2 separate regions of the Homo sapiens genome follow, and region 2 is linked to region 1. Evidence: chromatin loops called from intact Hi-C (ENCODE). Cell type or tissue: MCF 10A. All regions are shown on one strand.

The links. Hi-C counts contacts between places; a loop is a spot of excess contacts. Peaks named below come from ENCODE experiments on the same cell type or tissue, not always from the same donor. Only the 100,000 strongest peaks of a DNase experiment are listed, where the experiment ranks them.
Region 2: it touches region 1 in a loop (16-fold over the local background); 10 of 110 quality-filtered maps call a loop at or near these places.

Annotation. Positions count from the first base shown.
Region 1 is chr4:53,506,687-53,510,686 of GRCh38, forward strand. It overlaps LNX1 (ligand of numb-protein X 1), which reads right to left. Exons shown (of 11, transcript NM_001126328.3): 3 at 1,300-1,541; 4 at 631-783. All of the region lies in intron 3 of LNX1-AS1 (LNX1 antisense RNA 1), which reads left to right. Among named protein-coding and RNA genes, the nearest start is that of LNX1-AS1, 8.6 kb to the left of the region's middle. In MCF 10A, no CTCF peak of the experiment used is centred here; a DNase peak (open chromatin) is centred at 1,945.
Region 2 is chr4:53,803,104-53,807,103 of GRCh38, forward strand. No RefSeq gene overlaps it. Among named protein-coding and RNA genes, the nearest start is that of LNX1-AS2, 210 kb to the left of the region's middle. In MCF 10A, a CTCF peak has its summit at 1,855 (motif pointing left); a DNase peak (open chromatin) is centred at 1,818.

The DNA of each region.
Region 1 (4,000 bases):
TCTACTAAAAAATACAAAAAATAGCTGGTTGTGGTTGTGGGTGCCTGTAATCCCACCTACTTGGGAGGCTGAGACAGGAGAATTGCTTGAACCCAGGAGGCAGAGGTTGCAGTGAGCCGAGATCATGCCGCCGTTGCACTCCAGCCTGGGCGACAAGCAAAACTCTGTCTAAAAAAAAAAAAAAAAAAAGAGGAATAATAGTAGCTACCTCATAGGGTTGTTGTGAGGCTTAAATGAGGAAATGCATGTAAAACACTCAGCACCACACCTCAAATGTAGTTGAAAGAGTAAGGAGAGCGAATATATATATTGCATTTATTATATGTGCCAGTCATTGTTTTAAATGTTTTTCACTCATTAATTATAATTATTCTTCCTCATATGCATAATGGTACTAGCGCCTGAAGGTGAGGGTTTCAACACTTTTTTCTTCAATCTATGTAAAAAGATGATAATACTTTCTGCCTTTAGCTACATACGTGAGAAGTAGGCTAATCAAAGTAAAAAATATTGTATACCCTTGGGAAGAGAGGGGTCACAGAAGGTGGAAGGTGATCAGATTGCGTCATCCCTGAAGTCCCCCTGGAAGCCCAGCCCATGTCCATCCAGCCTTATGGGGAGTTCATTTACCTTCAGGGGCAGTGGTGTTTTCAGAATTTTCCCTGCCCTGGTCGGCATGGTTGGCAACTGCACTCCCGCTCTTTGTCCTTCGAAGAACACTCAAAGCTCGATTTATTTTTTTAAATGATCTGCTTCTAATAGTGGATCTCTCAAAGGGCCGTGCTGAGGAATAGCGACAGGAGGAACAGTAGTTATGATTTAATAGAAATAATCATTTATGTACATATCTGATAAGATATACACAATAAGACATTAACAGTGACTACCTCTGGGTGGTAGGATTGTAGAATTTGCTTACCTGTATTTTTTAAGTTTTCTACAGTGAAATATGTACGACGTGCTTAAAATCCTGCTTTTCTTTTTTGTTTCTGGGCTGAACTGAATACAATACCACTTTTCTTGAGCAGCATGGCTGAAAAATTACTGACACTGCAGGAGTGATGAATCATTAGGTCTAGTTTCAGCCCCTTTCACCAAGTCAGATTACACACAGTTTTAATGATTGGAGGTACTTGCGGTTTCATTTCACTTTGGCGAATTGGACATTGGGTTCCTGCCAAAACTACCAGAACGATTTCCCCTTAAAAAACATTTACAGAACTTTCCACAGTAAGTATTCCACAGAGGGCAATCGCAAGCCAAGGAGCCCATTCCCGGACAACCACCCATTTGACTCACCCCTAGTTCGGTTGCTCCGGCCAGAGTCCACTGGGCTGATTGCTGGCTGCCCGTCCTCTGCCGAGGACACGTAGGCAGGGTTGTCTAGGCCAGGCTCGTCTGTCATTAAGGAGATGGTGGCAGCTGCAGAAACCTCTGGGGAGGGAGCCGTGGCTGTGAGGCTCGCACAGCCGTCTGGACAGCCATCTTGTGAGCGCCTCTTCCTATCTTTGGTCAGGCCGTAGTGGGAGGCACCTTTACAGCTGTAACAGAACCAGCGGGGAGGTGAAGAAGAGCTTTGGCTCTGCTGCCATTCCTCAGTCAGCCCTCTTCAAATACAATTGAAGAATGTATAATAGGCTTGTTGAACTTGGAATTTGATTTGCCTGCCGCTATATCCTCTCTTCCCTTTTCACACATCGGTACTCAATATACATTTGCCAACCAAGTGAATTCATAATTTGAGATTTTTTAAAGACGCCCACTGCATTCTCTTAAAGCAATCTCTACATTGGCTGCTGGAATGCAAATTTATTCAGGTCACCATGGTGTCTACATGAGTAGGGTTTGAGGCTGGCAATGTTCAACTATTTGGTAATTCCTGCTTGCTGGTGTTTATTTTGACCATGAAAGCCCTTAGTCACACCCTCACTCTTCTTTTGGATTTTGTTCCCAGAGCACTGAACGTAAATATAAAGCTCCTCCCAGATTCCATATTTAACTGTTCATGCAAACAGAATCACCCTCACCACAAAGCCACAGGAGTGAGTTCAGCATTGCTATCCTCTAGTGGCAGCTTGGTGGCTTCCATTCTCTTTCTCTGGGCTGGTCTGGGAGGGCCTCCCTGGTGTTGGGGGCTCCCATGATCTGAGAAGTGTCATTCATTGCCATGTTGTCTACCATTAAGAGAGTAAAACAGCTTTTGTGGTTTTTAGCAAAAACATATTTGTCTCTACCCATTCACTATCCATGCTATAAAAAAAAATCCAGAAAACTCCACAAAAACCAAACTTTGTGAGAAAAGCAAGTTATTGGTGCAATAGAAAGAAGTTGAAAAAGAACATTCTCGAGGCTCAGAAGACCAAGGTTGGAGCTGATCTAGGTCCATATTTTGCCATGAACATGAACACTGCCACTCGGCAAGTCATTGCAGCGCACAGGCTAGGTTTTGGTCAGGAAATGGTGATTTAACTATCTCACTCTACTGTGGGGAGGGTAGCTACAGGTAACCACTCCAGTTTCCACAGTTGTGAAGGCAGAAATCATATCACGAGCCCCTTTAGGAAGTGTCCATTTGCATATAATGGATGTGTTAATTATAAATTCTTATCAATTCATTACTCAAAACCCTATATGATTGAGCTATTTTAAATAGCCCTTTGAGATCCTACTTCAGGGATGCTTCATGTTTTTGAAAGTAGATGAAATCAAAGGTCAGTCTACCGTGATATGCACACATGATTTTTACTGCCCATAGAATCATAGAAATGGCAAGATGGAAGGTCCTATTGTCTAGATCTAAATCCTTGCTCTGAAATTTACATAGCTGGGTGATCTAGGGAAATTTTATTTACCTGGCTAAACTTCCAAATTTGCATATACTTTCTGGATTGCTGTGAGGTTTGATCGACATTAAGTCTTATCAGGGGTTTAGTACTTTTTGCCAAAAGTACTAGAATGCAAATTCATTAAAGTCGTCATGGTATCTACATGACTACAAGCAGTTCTCATGAGATTGTCGCTATTTCCATATTTTGTACATCCTAAGATGCTCTTTTCATGCTTTAACATGTCTAAAATCAGGATGCATGTGTGATTGATGGGGTTGTGAAGTTTCTGTTGCCAGGTGGCAGTCATGATGCAGACGTCACCATCCCAGCACTGCAAACCCAGTCGCACGAGTACCCCTTATCACTTCCATTGAGTTGCCTACATACTTGGTATTACACCATTGAGTTTAATTGCCATTTGAATGTAATGATTCAGTACTAAAATGAAAAGTTATAGAAAGCCTCAAAAACAGAACAATTGGATATTGATGAAGTACATATTCATTGTTAGAAGCAGAATCACAATTCTGTGTTTTCTTGCAAAGGGACAAGCAAATGTTTTATCTGCTTAGAAAGATGCACCCAAGGGAATTAAAAGTGGTGTTACATTTTGTTATTGAGAACATTCAAAAAGGATTGCCTATTTCATGCCAAGCAACACAACCAAGGGCAGGAGAAGCTGCCAAATTCATCTGAATGGATTTCAAAGCCACAAGAGTCTAGTTCACCAATCTATGCATCATGGGGATATCTTTGGTGTTTGGGGATTATTTAACTGATGGCACATTTTAAAATGTCATCTTCTTTGCTGTTATATGAACATACCTCTCATAGTCAGTGGCATCTTAGATTAGATGAAATGTGGTTTTAATATTAGTAGAAAAGGAGTTTGGTTATACAACCTTATGTCCTCATCTTCTAGATGAGAAAACAGGCCTCCAACTTACACTGCTAGTGCTTGTCCTCAGCTGGAAGAGTTCAAATTCCTGGCTTGAATTCGTGAGGTTTTACTGTACCGATTAGCTGCGTTGGCTTGGAATCATTCTGTTTAAACATAGTGAAGAGGTTGATCTGGGAAACTCAAAAATTGGTGAAACACTGTGTGATGGAAAAAATAAAAGCCAACTTGCATTTGAGCGGCTCCAACGTAACAAATACTTGAATGAAACACT
Region 2 (4,000 bases), 300 kb after region 1:
AGCTGGTGTAAGTGACACAGCCAGTACCTCATTTAATGCAAAATTGAAAAGGATGGGGGAGATAAGCAGTTACTCAGTTGTGTAGAAGTTTACAAAATACCCATCTCTAAGAATTTCACTGGATCTTCCCAAATTTGTTAGCATCTTGGTATTAATTAACTTAATGGCATAATTGACGACTAGTAAGTTTATCCAAAATGTGGGCCCTGTTTTAGCTGAAGTGCTTGTGAAAACGCAGATAACTGGGCCCTGGACCTCTTTGTCATGCTACCTGGAAATAGAGTATCTGTATTTGAATATTCTCCCTAGGAGATTTTTTTTATAAACTGGCATCTTGATAAAATTTAATAATTTTGGACTATGGGATATATGTTTCCATTTCATTCCAATTGGCATTTGCTCCACACTTGGTGGATGCTGAATGCATAAGAGACAATGGTCCCATGTTATAACTAGAATATAGATAAGTATCTTTAATAATAGGGTTAGTGTGGTGCATTGAATTATTAGCCTCAGCTTTGCACCTCTAGAGCCACATCCTTGCCTTTGACCTTATTTTGGCAGAGAGCACTACCCTGCCTCTTGACTTTGCATTCAGTCATGTGATTTGCTTTGGCCAATGGAATGTCGACAGATGTAGCAGTATACAATCTGAGCATAGACCCAAGAGATCTTCCATATATTCATGTGCCCTGTTTCTCTTCCCCCAAATCCCTGAGAGGAGCTTGCCCTAAACAGTGGCTGCATTTCGTTCTGGGTCCAAAGTGAACATATTTGGAACAATTCCCCACATAAGTTCAACTGGACCCATAGTTTGAAGCAGAGCCTCCCCAAGAAGCCAAACCTGGTTCAACCAACCCCAATGTCACTGACAGATTCATGAGAAGAAGCAGTTGTTTTAACTCACTAGGCTTGAGGGTAGTTTGTTGCACAAGGTCATTGTAGTAACAGCAGCTAACCAGTACAGTGAGGGGTTGGAAATATCTTTGGGGGATTGCTTTGGTTTGCTTGGGGGTTGATGCCTTGTCTTGGAGGTTAATGTTTGGTTTGTTTGGGGTTTGTATTGAGGAGGCAATTTGTAGAGTAAGCAGTTGCAACTTCGTTAGAAGGGATCTTTCTGGGTCCCTGGTATGTGGCCCTAGCTCTGTGGGAATCCAGAGGAGATGAAGAGGAAACTGGTGTTTATTGTCAGTATTATCAACAGCAGCAACAAATATTGGGTGCGCCTACCATGTGCCAAGTACTAGGTGGGGATTACGAGAGGAATAAGGAAAGACCCAAGCTCTAGAAAAACGTACAGTCTCTTTGCAGGACCATTCCTGGGTTTCATTAGAAATATCTGAATATATTGTCTCAGACTGGCCAGGTTTCTTGTAGGGCTTGCTAGTTGAGAAATTAGATCCTTAAAGGAAAAATATTCTCACTGATTCTACCCACCATTCTCATCTTTACACCCAACAAAACCTCACTAAGAGGTTTCTGAGGAGCCAGAAGTTGGATGGATTAACTTGGAGTTAGTGAACTGCAGAAATCTCTTCCCACTGGTGGTTCCTGTGGGTTTCAGAATAGCAAAGCTGAAAGTTCACTTGATGTATTAAGCACAATCAAAAATCCATTACCTCCCTGAGGCCACTACTCCTCCTTTTTGGTTGAGACTGCTACCCAGGACCAGCTACATAATTTGTGAGGCTCAGTGCGAAATGAAATTCAGGGCCCATTCAAAAATTACTCAGAATTTCAAGACAGCAAGCACAGAACATTAAACCAGGCGTGGACCCCTCTGAGCTTGGGGCCCATTGTGACTGCACAAGTCTCAAGCCAGGAAGCTGGCTCTGCTGCCACCTGCAGGTAGTGCAAATAGCTGATGTCTACACATATGTAAAAGGAAGCACCAGCAAAGTTTCCAGTCCTGAGTGGATTTGAGAAGATGGCCCTGCAGACATTCATTCAAAAAGCTCTCATGGTGCTGACCCATTCCAGACCTGCCCTGCCCCCTGCTCAGCCCACTCCAGTTGCTGAAGGACAAGGGTGGACACCAGTTACCAGGAACCATTCTGCAATTCCAGCAGCCCTCTGGCTGGACTTTTTCTCCAATCATTCAGAAAACATTTGTCTGTGAGCCCCTCGAAGTGCTTCAGATGCAATCCAGACTTGCCCATGGACTTGAGCAGTTACAGCTGTATTGTACAGGTTGCATAAAGGAACTGCAGGAGACTTTCTATTGCCATGAGGGCGACTGCCCAGGGCCCAGGGCTCAGGGCTCAGGACAGCATAGAAACACTAGTGCCAGATTCCACCATGGTGAGAGAATTGCCTCGATGCTGCAGAAACTCCAGGGCCTCCCAGATGCACTATCACTCTTATCACGTGCAGACATTTGGCAGACAGGCCTTCCTTTGAAGTCCCAGCAAAATGATGGCGAGTTCTCCTGCTAAGGAACATGTGGCTGGCAACAGGAGGAAGAGTAAAGTGGCGGTCCCTTCCTTTCCACAAAAGTTTAGGAGTTGGCATTTCTTTTTCCACAGTGTTAGAGCTTCTGCTATTGATGCAAAGGGCTAAAAGCTGACCTGCTCCTTTGTCATCTTGGAAAACCTCAGGACAATGCTTAAGACCAAGGTGAAATTACCTATTTTGTGTGCTCCTGATTTTCCTTAAAGAAATAAAAAAGGGAACGATTTGGCTAAGGATGGACATGGTCTAAATCAGGGGTTCTCAAAGTGTGGTTCTCAGATTGTAACCTCTTAAAAATATAGATTCTTTCACTTGAACCCGGAAAACAGAGGTTGTAGTGAGCTGGGATCGAGCCAGGGCACTCCAGCCTGGGCAACAGAGCAAGACTCCATCTCAAAATAGATAGATAGATGATAGATAGATAGATGATAGATAGATAGATAGATAGATAGATAGATAGATAGATACACAGATTCTAGACTCTGCTCAGATCTACTGAAGGAGATACCATGAGGGCAGGACCCAGCAATCCATGTTTAACAATCCTTCTAGGTGATTCTGATACACCATTGGCCTAAATAGCAGATCCTCATTGCCTGTATATTAGTTTGCTATGGCTGTCTTAACAGAGTACTGCAGACTGGTGGCTTAAACAACAGAAATTTACTTTCTCACAGTTCTGGAGGCTGGAAACCCAAATCAAGATGCTGGCAGGGTTGGTTTCTAGCGAGGTTTCCCTCCTTGGCTTGCAGACAGCCGCCTTCTCACTGTGTCTTCATGTGGCTTTTTCTCTGTGTGCAAGGACTCCTGGAGTCTCTTCCTCTTCTTACATAGACACCAGTCTTGTTGGATTAAGATCCCACTCTAACGACCTCATGTAAGCTTAATTACCTCCTTAACAATCCTGTCTCCGAATATAGTTACCCTGGGGGTTAGAGCTTCAACATATACATTTGGTGGGGAACACAATTTGGTCTATAATAGCCTGACACCATCAGACCACCAGTTTTCAACATTAAGCCTTCCAAGGACTATAACAGTAATAACGCACATTAAGTTGGCATTTCTACTTGCCGGATCTGTGCTAAGTGCTTTTACATGCATGATTACCTGTATTATTATCCCTACTTTGCCATTGGGAAACAAGCTCAGCATGTTATCTGCCAAACCTCACAGCTGATGGCAAAACCAGGCTCTAAACACAGGAGGTCTGATGCCAAACTCAAAGTTCTTAATCACTACTGAGGTAGTAGCCGCAAGCCCCGGCTACCACTCTTGGTTTTTGTTGTTGTTGTTATCAGCATATACGTAGTTTTTATTCTTTTATGTAGCGGCATACCATTACATTTTATGAATGTGACATAATACAAATAGGCGTTGTCCCTCTATTGTTGGAAATTTAGATTGTTTCTAGGTTTTACTTTTCTATTGTGTATATTTAAGGTGTACAACATGATGTTTTGATATACTACATAGTAAAATGGTTATCATAGTTAAGCAAATTAGCATATCCTCATCTCATATAGTTACTTACTTTTTCTCGTGCTAA